Regions from separate parts of the Homo sapiens genome. Here regions 1 and 2 are each linked to region 3. Evidence: chromatin contacts called from ENCODE Hi-C or POLR2A ChIA-PET data. All regions are on one chromosome and are shown on one strand. Each heading gives the region's core, a stretch centred on a gene start or an enhancer-like site at or near the end of the contact. The rest is flanking DNA. Distances are from core to core; before and after follow the strand shown.

What was found. Hi-C counts contacts between places; a loop is a spot of excess contacts on that map. ChIA-PET counts read pairs that join two places held with the same protein, here RNA polymerase II (POLR2A). Pooled maps may share reads with other maps.
Region 1: a loop to region 3 is called in a pooled map, with 15 times the contacts of the local background. The contact joins the promoter of CALM1 here to the promoter of BTBD7 in region 3. A Hi-C loop is called at or near these places in 2 of 37 single-sample maps with no recorded cell type and 9 of 50 pooled maps. POLR2A ChIA-PET finds 5 or more read pairs at or near these places in 1 of 52 experiments (activated CD4-positive, alpha-beta T cell).
Region 2: a loop to region 3 is called in a map of gastrocnemius medialis, with 6 times the contacts of the local background. The contact joins the promoter of SNHG10 here to the promoter of BTBD7 in region 3. A Hi-C loop is called at or near these places in 3 of 168 maps with a recorded cell type or tissue (CD8-positive, alpha-beta T cell, gastrocnemius medialis and naive thymus-derived CD4-positive, alpha-beta T cell) and 14 of 50 pooled maps.

What each region holds. Positions count from the first base shown.
Region 1 is chr14:90,394,522-90,398,437 of GRCh38, forward strand. It overlaps CALM1 (calmodulin 1), which reads left to right and starts at 2,508. Exons shown (of 6, transcript NM_006888.6): 1 at 2,508-2,712. The coding sequence starts at 2,710. RefSeq lists silencers at 2,200-2,619, 2,900-3,059, 3,070-3,619, 3,700-3,769, 3,810-3,879 and enhancers at 2,304-2,598, 2,720-2,769.
Region 2 is chr14:95,532,414-95,536,121 of GRCh38, forward strand. SNHG10 (small nucleolar RNA host gene 10) reads right to left here and starts at 2,459. Exons shown (of 1, transcript NR_003138.3): 1 at 499-2,459. It overlaps GLRX5 (glutaredoxin 5), which reads left to right and starts at 2,637. Exons shown (of 2, transcript NM_016417.3): 1 at 2,637-2,971. The coding sequence starts at 2,677. It also overlaps SCARNA13. RefSeq lists enhancers at 1,067-1,856, 1,857-2,646, 1,910-2,369 and silencers at 2,510-2,799, 3,010-3,069.
Region 3 is chr14:93,330,617-93,334,422 of GRCh38, forward strand. It overlaps BTBD7 (BTB domain containing 7), which reads right to left and starts at 2,420. Exons shown (of 11, transcript NM_001002860.4): 1 at 2,204-2,420. It also overlaps a transcript of UNC79 not described here.

The sequences.
Region 1 (3,916 bases), core at 1,258-3,757, 2.9 Mb before region 3:
CAATGCATATCATGTTTTAAAATGTATTTCACTGGCTGGGAGCGGTGGCTCACACCTGTAATCCCAGCACTTTGGGAGGCCGAGGCAGGTGGATCACTTGAAGTCAGGAGTTCGAGACCAGCCTGGCCAACATGGTGAAACCCCATCTCTACTAAAAATACAAAAATTAGCCAGGCGTGGTGGCAGGCACCTGTACCTGTAATCCCAGCTACTCAGGGGGCTGAGGCAGGAGAATCGCTTGAACCCACAAGGCGAAGGTTGCAGTGAGCTGAGATTGCACCACTGCACTCCAGCCTGGGCAACAGAGTGAGGCTCTGTCTCAAAAAAAAAAGAAAAAATGTATTTCACTAACTACTATATGAAAAGCCCCAGAGAAAGAATACCAATACCCTTAGGAAAGAAGCAGTTTTAGTATTATTATTATTATTGGATGGAGTCTCGCTCTGTCACCAGGCTGGAATGCGATGGCGCTATCTTGGCTCACTGCAACCTCCGATGCCCTGGTTCAAGGGATTCTCCTGCCTCAGCCTACTGAAAGTAGCTGAGATTACAGGCACGCGCCACCACACCCAGCTAATTTTTGTATTTTTAGTAGAGACAAGGTTTCACTATGTTGGCCAGGATGGTCTCGATCTCCTGACCTTGTGATCCGCCTGCTTCGGCCTCCCCAAGTGCTGGGATTACAGGTGTGAGCCACCGCGCCCGGCCAAGATGCAGTTTTAATAAGGAGTTTGGCCATTTAGGCTTGTAACTGACTGGATTATTGCATATTCTTTAAAATTAATTTGTATTAGTCCCTTTTCTTCTATTTCCTTATCTCCAACTCTCGCATTAGTATGCACGCTTTATTCCTACTCAGGTTTTCCCCTATGAGCCCAGGAGTATTATTATTATTTTTTTGCAGGGATTAGGATCAGGTTTGTGAAGTGAATAGTGTCTTTCTAATCTGCAGAGGGAAGGCAGCATCCCCTGGCTTGCTGCTGCAGCCTCTCTTTAAATTAAACAGCAGGTTCACTCTTTCTGCGGCATTCCAGAAGGAACATCAGTAGGAACAGCTCCACAGATGCTGACGTCTTGTCTAAGGTTATCCCAAGAAGTCCTGTGGCATTTGCAATGTGCCTGTACATTTTTCCTTTTTTAAAAAACATATTCCTGCAGACTTTGTTGAAAGCAGAAACAAACACAAGCAAGCAAAGCCCTTTCTAGCACAGCATGTTAATCACACACTTTGCCATATTCTGTGAAACAGTAAGCAAATGATAACCTCCAACTGTTGCCCGGGCCCTGTAAAACAGAAGATCAAATTCTGTGTTCTGCCTTGGCAAGAAAAGAAACTGCAGCATTTTGTCTAGATTTTTACAAGTCCTGGGGTTCACATTACTGGCTGAAATTGTTCTTTCTCTACTTTACAGAAAAATGGAAAACACTAGTAAACTTAAAGATTTAAATATTATTTTAAAAGGAATATAATAAAAAATGGAAAACACTAGTATATTTAAAGATTTAAATAGTCTTTTAAAAGGAATATAATCAAAACTGTAGTTTAAAATACAATCTAGCTCCATAAGAGAGGCAATTGGCTGTGTGTTCCACTTGTAATGCAGAGGATTTGAAGCATCTATTTTTTCCCTTGTTTCTATGGATTTATGAATAAAGACTCTGACCCTTCTCAGGATCAGGAAAATTACGAAAAATTTAAAGCCTGGGTTTAAGGTCTGTAGAAGCTGCACAGGTACACTAATTTTAGTAAGACGGGCGCCAGGAAAAAGAACAAAATAGTAGGGGAGAAATATTCAGGCATCCTAAAAAATATTCAGTGGAAACGTAAAAACATTAAAGACTGATTAAACATCGCAGCATGACACAGATTTAGCAACTGAGCATAAATAATTTGACTCGGATACTGCTCCAAAATCCGAAGAGGACCAATTTCTTCCAGGAGGACAACTACCTCGTCCTCTGCAGACCCCTCTCCTCGGCAGCTGAAGGAGTGTGGCCAATCTGCCTCCACCTCCCCGCGGACCCCCTACTCTCAGGACCTCCTGCAGCACCCCAAACTGGAAGTGGCCGCTGCAGACCCAAGGACGAGGGGCACGCGGGAGCCGGCAGCCCTAGTGGAGCGGTTGGAGATGTTGAGGTGGGAGGGTCACCCAGGTGGGGTGAGGCTGGGGTAGGTAGCGGAGTGAACGGCTTCCGAAGCTCTGGGCCGCCCCCAGGTTGGACTAAGCAGGCGCTCTGTCTTCGCCCCCGCCCAGGGTGGGCGTCTCCTGAGGACTCCCCGCCACACCTGACCCGAGACCGCGCGCCCAGCCTAGAACGCTTCCCCGACCCAGCGTAGGGCCGCCGCGACTGGCGCGCAGGGGGCGGCGGGAGGCCTGGCGAACCCGGGGGCGGGACCAGGCGGGCAAGGCCCGGCTGCCGCAGCGCCGCTCTGCGCGAGGCGGCTCCGCCGCGGCGGAGGGATACGGCGCACCATATATATATCGCGGGGCGCAGACTCGCGCTCCGGCAGTGGTGCTGGGAGTGTCGTGGACGCCGTGCCGTTACTCGTAGTCAGGCGGCGGCGCAGGCGGCGGCGGCGGCATAGCGCACAGCGCGCCTTAGCAGCAGCAGCAGCAGCAGCGGCATCGGAGGTACCCCCGCCGTCGCAGCCCCCGCGCTGGTGCAGCCACCCTCGCTCCCTCTGCTCTTCCTCCCTTCGCTCGCACCATGGTAGGTCGGGAGTGGCAAATGCCGGCGTAGCAGCTGCCCGAGATTTCTTCCCAGATTTCTAGTTGTTTTGTTTGTTTTTTGTTTGTTTTTGGTTCTTGGAGGTTTTTCTTTTCTGAGTGTTACGCAGCAGCTGCGCTTAAAGGAGGTTGCATTTTGGATTTGCATCTCGGCGACCTCTGCCAGGGAGCTTCATTTATTGGTTCCCCTTGGAGCTGGACTTGGTCGTAGGCCGTCCACGGGCAGGGGCTCCGGCCGCAACTGCAGCGGGGGTTTCTGCATCCAATCCCCCTGCCCCCCGCCCAGCCCCGCACCCACTGCATCCACTAGCGCCGCACCCGGGCTGCCTGCAGCGCAGCGTTTCGGCCTGGGAGCCGGGCGGGGCCGGGCACTAGACCCCCCCCCCCGGCCCGCCCCTCCCCACCCCGCTTCTCCGCCGGCGCGAAGGTGGCAGGTCGGGCGGGCAGTGGAGAATGAATGGGCTGGAGCTGGCCGGTGGCGCACATTGTTCCGGCCGGGTGTTGAGGGGCGCAGTCAGCGCCCGCCACCTCCCCACTTTGGCCGGCCCTGCTGGGCGCCCTCCCTCGGTCGCTCTCCCCTCCTTCTTCCCGGGGGGCGCGGCGCGGGCGTGGGCTGGGAAGGAAGGAGCCGGGGAAGGGTGGGGTTGGGGGCAGGAAGGCGAGGGGTTGGGGGCGGAGAGGGCGGAAGCGGCGGCCGGGCCGCCCTGCGCCCGGGCGGGGCCCTGCGGTGTGGCCGTGGCTTGTTCCTGCCGCTTTCGCACCCTGCGGCCCCCCACCCAGTGCAGCAGTGCGGGCGGGCGTGAGCCTCGGTGCACCAGGAGGCACTTCCCGCGGGAGGCGCTGGGCTCGCGCTAATTGGGGCGGGGGGGGGGGGCGGCGGGGGAGGAGGGAACTGGCGCGCGGCTTGGTTTCCATTAGAGACGCAAAGTTTCTGCTCCGGGAGGAGGCGGCGGCGCCGCGGGCTCGTCGCCTGGGGGAGCAGAAGCGGGTGGGAGGTGCGGGTGGCCTTGGCCTCAGCCCTGGTGCGCGGGGGCCGGGGGTGGTGACCCTCCTGGCCGAGGAGGGGCGGCGTCCAGACGCCCGCTCGGGGGCCGCCTTCCCCCCCACGCCTGCCCCCGGGCACGCGCCCTGCCCGGTCCCTCGCCCCGCGCCACTTCCAGTCCGCAGAGAGATGCCCTCCACGTTTC
Region 2 (3,708 bases), core at 1,209-3,708, 2.2 Mb after region 3:
TGGGCAATGAGAAAGGTGGAATCAAAATAGACACAGGGAAGGCCATAAAGAGTTCGCAAGCATAAATGCCTGATAGCAAAAACGATCACAGAAGATTCCAAAACCACAATCCTGCACAAAGGCCATCTCAATCTTACACAAAAAATACTTCTGCAATGCCTGCCGAGCACCTGCCTGTCCAACCTGGGACTGGTGTCACCTTTGTTACTGATCCTTGTAGTCAAAAATAATTATCTCAAAACAATTATGTAACCCTCCTCATTTTTCCTTTAAAGACCTTTGTCTTCCTCTATCTCCCAGGATACACACAGTTAACTATCGCATGCATTTTCTCATTGCAGTGCTCTATTCCTGAATAAATGCCATTTTCTTTTAGAGAGCCTCTCTCTGTTCGTTATTTAAGTTGACAGCAACAAACAGTTTAGGTTTTTGGCAACAAATCACCAATATTTACTTAAAAACAAACAAAACACTTACAACACAGGTAGGAACAACAGGTTATTTTGGAAAGAGTTTAATATATTCTCTATTGTTAAGTGCACCAGATGCTGGACTTCTGAAACAACAATTATGCTTCTGCATAATAGCTTTTTCTACATATTTCTGTTCATGTTGCTTGTTCCTCTGATTTACCTGGAATCAATGAATCTGAAAAACAAAAAGATTCTTTAAGCACCTGGTAAATTTCAGGTCCCACATTAGAAAATGAGCAATCATCAATAATATTGATGGGGGTGAAAATATGACATTGAGACTTTCGGGTAATGTGCCGAGTTTACTTTCATAGTTTACTAGGCTCAGGTTTCATGCCGAAGGATTATTTGAAAGACTCACTCACTGACATGATTTTCTGATTTTAAATTCGAACACTCTCAAAGCATAAACAGATCACCTCCAGCAACATTGTAAAAAAATACTCAAAGTTTAAAAAAAAAAAAGTAACTTGTGGCAGTACTTAGTGTTCAACAGAAAACACTCCATCTGCTAAACAATATCTCGACTGCAAAGCTTCTCTTACTGTTGGCGGATAGATAATGACATAGCCCAGTCATTATCACCGTGGCAACAGTGACCAGAAACTATCAGAGGAAAATTGCACATGGAACAGCTGGCTCTCGAGCAGGCATGCCTCAGCTTCCTCTGGAGTATGCTTTTTCTGCAAGTCTGGTGTGCTCGAGGGTACCACCAACCCTGTGCGGCTCCAAGACTACAGATTATGTAGCAAGTCCACTGGTCCTGCTCTTCCGGATTTATTCTTCCCGCCAATAGGAGCACTTACCACGTTCCAAGCATCGTCCTAGGCACTGAGGATACAGCAGTGAATAAAACTGAGTGCTGGGTAGGAAGTCAATAACCAAGCTAGTAAATAACTGTATATTGTCAAGCACTGGTAAGTACAAGGGAGAGCAGAGCAAGCAATGGGCCTGATGAGGCTTGCTTTGTCTCCTCTGCACTCCCACACTGCTTTGTATCTGCTTCTCATTTCTCACGATGGGTCCAAGCTTTGGGCACCAGGTCTCCCTGGACATTCCGCGCTGGCACTGCGCCTAGCACCCAGCGGCTGCTCAGGAAACGTTTGTCGAACGAACGAATTCACTTCTTAGTTCCCCATTCAACAAACCTTTCCTGATCCTAGGCCCAACAGGTTAAAAGGCTGGAGGGCCAACGAGGCTGGAAACTCAGAGGCGGCCGGGGGCGGTGGCTCACGCCTGTAATCCCAGCACTTTAAGAGGCCGAGGCAGGAGGATCCCTTGAAGCCAGGAGTTCGAGACCAGCCTGGGCAAAAAAGTGAGACATCGACCCCCCGCCCCCGCCGCCAATTCCGTCTCTACAAAAAGGAAGAAAAAAAAAAAAAACCCAGAGGAAATCACACAGGCAAAAGCGCTTTACAAATTTTAAAAATGAAAACTGTTCTAGAGAAATAATCGCGCGCCGGAGGCGGAAGCCCCAGAGCCTCAGCTCCCACGTGGCGGCGGAGCCAGGGAAAGTCCAGGAGCCAAGGCTACGGCCCGAGCGCTGGAACCCCGGTCAGGCTCCGGCTCCCCGCCACGACGAACTGCATGCGGCCGCGGCGCTCCGGAGGCGCCCGGGGACGCTCACCTAAGCTGGGAGAGGCGGATACCCGCCCGGCCTAGCCCCGCTACCTCCCAAGAGACCAACACGACAAGCGCGCGCCCACCGCATTGCCATGGCAATTCAACCGCCGCTGACACCGGAACCGGAAACTTCATCAGGAGGTGACCCCTTCCCGGCGTTCCGCGGAACGGGCGAGTCCCGCGCCTCTCCCAGTTGTCTCGGCGTAGTCCAGCTGGCCTCATTGGCTCACAGGAGGAAAGTCGTCTTCCCTCTTGTTTTGCCTCTCGTTGCCCTGCAAGCGTGACCCTGATGGACATCCAGTCTCTCCAATTAACTAACAAAGCGGTTGCCGACGACCAATAGTAAGGCAGTAGGATGAGGCTCCGGCATAAGGCCCACCTCCTACCTGCCGGGCGGGACGAGCAACATGATTGGTGGAATCGAGTAATTACTGATCAGTATTGTCCAATCACGGAGGGCAGTTTAGAGCCGGCCCAATGAGGGCCTCCAGGGGGCGGGTCGGACTGCCGCGGGCCGGGGAGCGCTCTGGGTGGCCAGCTGTGGGCCCGGGCCGTCGTGGGCTCCGGCTTGCGTGCGGAGATGAGCGGGTCCCTCGGCCGAGCTGCGGCGGCTCTGCTCCGCTGGGGGCGCGGCGCGGGCGGCGGTGGCCTTTGGGGTCCGGGCGTGCGGGCGGCGGGCTCGGGCGCGGGCGGCGGCGGCTCGGCGGAGCAGTTGGACGCGCTGGTGAAGAAGGACAAGGTGGTGGTCTTCCTCAAGGGGACGCCGGAGCAGCCCCAGTGCGGCTTCAGCAACGCCGTGGTGCAGATCCTGCGGCTGCACGGCGTCCGCGATTACGCGGCCTACAACGTGCTGGACGACCCGGAGCTCCGACAAGGTCAGGCCAGTGTGCCGGGCAGGCGCCCTCCGCCCCGGGCCCAGGAGCATCGCTGCACGAGGCCGAGGGGTTCCGCCGCGCCGGGCTGGGGAGCGGGGCTCCATCCGCCGGGGTCTGTCTGAAGGTTCGAGCCGGGTTAGGGCGAGGAGTACTGCCCTGGAGTAGAGTCTGGGCTGAGGGTGTAGTTGATTTCACTGGGTCTTGAGGATCTGGGGCTCTGTACTGTTGCCAACTTGAGCAGTAGGTAAAGTCCTAAAGGTTCACTTATCCTCACTTCGAGCTAATATAGGCGTTTCGGGGCGATTTGTCAATGACTGACTCGGAGGAGGGTGGCCCGCTGCCTGACTGCTCTGCACGGTTAGGAAACTCATAGTAAGGACCCACTGTGAGATAGGTACTTTCGCGGACACTTTGGGGAGGTTGGAAGCCATTGGCCTACTCGTGGGTAAGGTCTAGGGCTGTCGATGGTGGGGAGAGGGCTGAGGTTGCCCTTGAGGCTAGTGAGGTCGGAGGCTGATCTCGCTTGGCTCACGGCTCAGGGTGTCAAGCATCATCCTCTGTGGTTGCTACAAGCAAAGGGTTGGGACAGCTGTCGGCTGACCTTAGTCGGGATCTATGTTGTCGGGGAAGAGTCATGACATTTGGCTTTAGATACTCAAGCACAGGGCTGAATTTATGTGGGCCAGGGCTTGGAGAGGTTTGTGGGGAAAAGAAGCAGCCCTGGCTCCTGGGCCCTG
Region 3 (3,806 bases), core at 1,170-3,669:
ACTGCAGTTACTTTTGCACCAACCTAATATTATGTTTCTTTCCTTTCTTCCACATCATTCATCTAATGCAAAACAAAAAGCAGACCTTCAACAGTCACCTATGTAATTTTGGATGTGTGAGCTTCCGTGACTAGAATCTGAAATCAGAATAACTTTGGCATTACTGCACTTCCGAAGGTTTACCTGAGACACACTATAAAAATGCTGTGACTCAAGATGATACCTGGAAACTAGGTAGTGTAACCTAGAAATCAACACAGGTGCTTTAAATCCTAAAATCAGAGTCTGATAGAAAAACCTTGTTTAAATGCTGGTGTTGGGACACAAAACAATACAGTAGTCAGGTTTTGTGGGACAGAATATTGACCTATGAGTTTTACTGAATTCATGCAAGAATGAGCCATGCTAAAACTGGGTGAAAATGTAGTCATGAGCCTAAGAAAACTCCAAACGAAATATCACTCCGTTTTTATTAAGTTCAGGTTAGGAAAAAAAAAAAATCTTCATCAGTTACTTGAAGTAGCTGTCAGAATGAGACAGAGGCTCTCATTTTCGCTTTCAACTTTATTACACCAAAACCCTATGGATAGGGGTAGGTAGTGAATGGTGAAGAATGCAATCAATGAAAAGTAAGCAGCTCAGCAGTGTAGTAACAATGAGCTCTCTAAATGGGGTAATGGGGTGTAGAGGCCTACATCTTAGTTTTGGTCTAATCCATCGCCAGCTGTAGGATCCACAACAAGTCACTCGCCTCTCTGGGTCTGGTTTCCCGGCTCTAAAACAATATTCACACCTTTAGATCTCTAAAAGTTTTTCTGACTCCAAAATTCCATGACAAGTCTAATAACAGTTGCTATTAACAACGTATGATTCTTGCAAAGCAATTTCAAGTCTTTCTTCCACATTTCAGGAAGAAAGCAATTCATTTCAGCAATCTAAAGGAAACAGATGCTATTAGGGACAAAAGATTGTTAGTTGACCAGACCGGGCGCGGTGGCTCACGCCTGCAATCCCAGTAGTTCGGAAGGACGAGGCGGGCGGATCACCAGAGGTCAGGAGCTCGAGACCAGTCTGGCCAACATGGTGAAACCACGTCTCTATTAAAAATACAAAAACTAGCCGGGCGTGGCAGCGGGCGCCTGTAATCCCAGCTACTTGGGAGGCTGAGACAGGAGAATCGCTTGAACCTGAGAGGCGGAGGTTGCAGTGAGTCGAGATCGCACCACTGTTCTCCAGCCTGGGTGACAGAGCGAGACTCCGTCTCCCCCCCCCCAAAAAGGTTGTTAGTTGAAAAAGCTAAGTAATTCTGTAAAAATGTCTACTTTCTCATTACAGTAAGATGTTTTCGCAGAGTTAACAGTGCTCTGGTGTAGATAACCAAGACTGCTTCTGTAAATTAGGCCTACTCCAGAGTACTTATTATCTGTGCTGGTATGTGAAGACGTGCAATTGTAGTTCACAGGAGAAACAACACTCCTCAGAGTTTCTTGAAAAACGGTGAGAAAGTTCTCACCCTCGGGGTAAAGCTAGCAAACACTGTGCAAATAAGGTACTGAAATATGCACACTTTTTGCCATTCAAGTAGTCCAACAAGCACAGCCTCCTCTTCTTTATCAAACACTCGGTATTGTCTCCCTCCCAACCTGTCAAAGCTCAATTCCAGGTTTATCCCGCAATAGTAACTTACCCGGACAATCTAACTTCCCCTGGGAGTAGCAGTCCTCAGGCCTGCTCCCTTCCCAGACCCCGCCGGCCACTCTCACGCCCACCCCTGGCGGTCGCAACCCCGCACCCGGGTAAACACGCGCCCCCGTCTCGGGAGCGGTTTCTCAGCGTCCTGGGAGCGACGGGTCCCGCCCCTCGGCGCCCGGAGCCCAAAGCCGGCCGGGCTGCCGTCGCGACTCCCTCGGGCCGCTCTCCCCGCCCCGAGCGCCACACCTCGCGCCCCTGCCCCAGGGACGGCGGCGCGCTCCAGCCCGCCCCTCGGAGCGCACAGAGACCGGCCAGTCCGGCGCCGCCGCGCCTCAGCCCCAGACGGACGACTGGCCCCTCCCCGCCCGGCGCCCCAGCGCCTCCCGCGGCGGCTTGGCCCCAGCCCCGGCGCCCCCACGCCTAAGAACAGCCCCTTCCTCTCCCGGACGCCCCGCGCCACACCGGACACAGCCTCGGCTCCACAGCCTCAGAGACACCAAGGGACACTCACCCCGGAGGCTCCTCCCGCCGCTGCTGCTGCCGCTGGGACCGCTGCCGTCGCCTCCGCCGCCGCCGCCACCAGCACCGCCGTCCGCACCGGCGCCAGCACCCCCGGCCATCCTCCTCCCACCGCCGCCGCCGCCGCCCTCTCCTCTCCTGTCAGTGGCTCAGGCTCCGGGACTGCTCCAGGTTCCCCTCGCCGCCATTTTGACTCCTAGACGGAGCAGGAGGGGCTCGGTTCGGCGTGGCCCTGGGGCGCCTGCGCGGCGCTGCGGAGCCGGCCGGAGCCCCCGCCCTCCCCTGCCGTCGTCCCGCTCAGGGTCACGTGGCCCGACGTCGCCGCGCGAGTCGGGCCGCGTGGGGGGGCGGTGCGTTCGCTGGATCCATGGGAGCGGAGTGCGCGCGCATTATTTTTGCTCGTCGGCTGGGAGCCGGGCGTCGGGTCGCTGGGAGTTTGCCTCTTGTGGCAGCATCCTGCTTAGTCCAGCGAATTGTGACACATTATTAAATGTATCAGAATATAAGAACTGTGTCACTACTACGTCACCAGATGGCCATTTCCACGAATTCATGTTTCCGTTCGGCGGCCGGCGTCCCTCGGGTGGTCGCATGCAATGAGTGCATCTTTCTCGAGAACAACTCTTCCGCGGAAAGTCATTGCTGACAGTCCTGGCATTCCGGTGGCTGCTTCTTGGCAGTGAGCACTTGTCTATCGTAAGCACTTGTCTGCATGGTACTTTTACAGGCACCACCTTGCTACTTGTGTAGTAGGTTAAAAAATAATCTTTAAGACACTGAAAAGTTTTCCTTAACAAGATACCCCTGTAAACAAAGGACAAAATTGATGAAAACACACAGTCGCCACGTGGGAGAGCCAAGTCGCTCTTCCCTAGATGCCCCTTGTTTGGGGGTTTGCAATAATTTCAGCGATGCAATAACAAAAATACTGTATTTATGGGGCACTGTCGTTTTCCAGAGAGATCCATGGTTTCATTTGAACGCCAAAGCCACCCTTTGTGGTAGTCAGGATAGGTGTTTTTATTGCTGTTTTACAACCAAGGAGACAGGCTCAGAAATACTAACAAGTAGGCAAGCCAAGATCAGAACCCAGGCATTCTGAACCCAGTGAGGAGGCACCGTTACACCTCCTTTTCCTCTGATAGACATTAGCAACTCTGGGAATTTATTTGAAAGTATTGTATTTGCATTTTCAATCTCTACCCATTGTTTAACAAGTTTTGTGTCACACAGTTTTTTGTTGTTGTTGTTCTGAAACCACCTCTAAGCTTCAAAGGATAAGAGCAATTTGGAATTTTGTGATGTGTTTTTAACCATCTCTTGACCCTCCATTATTTTATGCTTTTCATATTCAGTTGGAGACAATATCATTGTTGTTTTCCTCTGGACTTCCTTCAGATTTGTATTTTCCTCACCCTCATTCTTCATCACCTTACTTCCTTGAAAAGGATAGCTCTTTCCAATTTGTATTACTTCATTTTCTTTACCCATCTCACCCTTTTCACCCTCTTACCCAATCCTTGAAGGTTTGGAGATTGTAGCAGAGATTGTAGCAGTCCCTTGCCTGAAATTCCCCTCTAGCTGGTAAGGGTCAC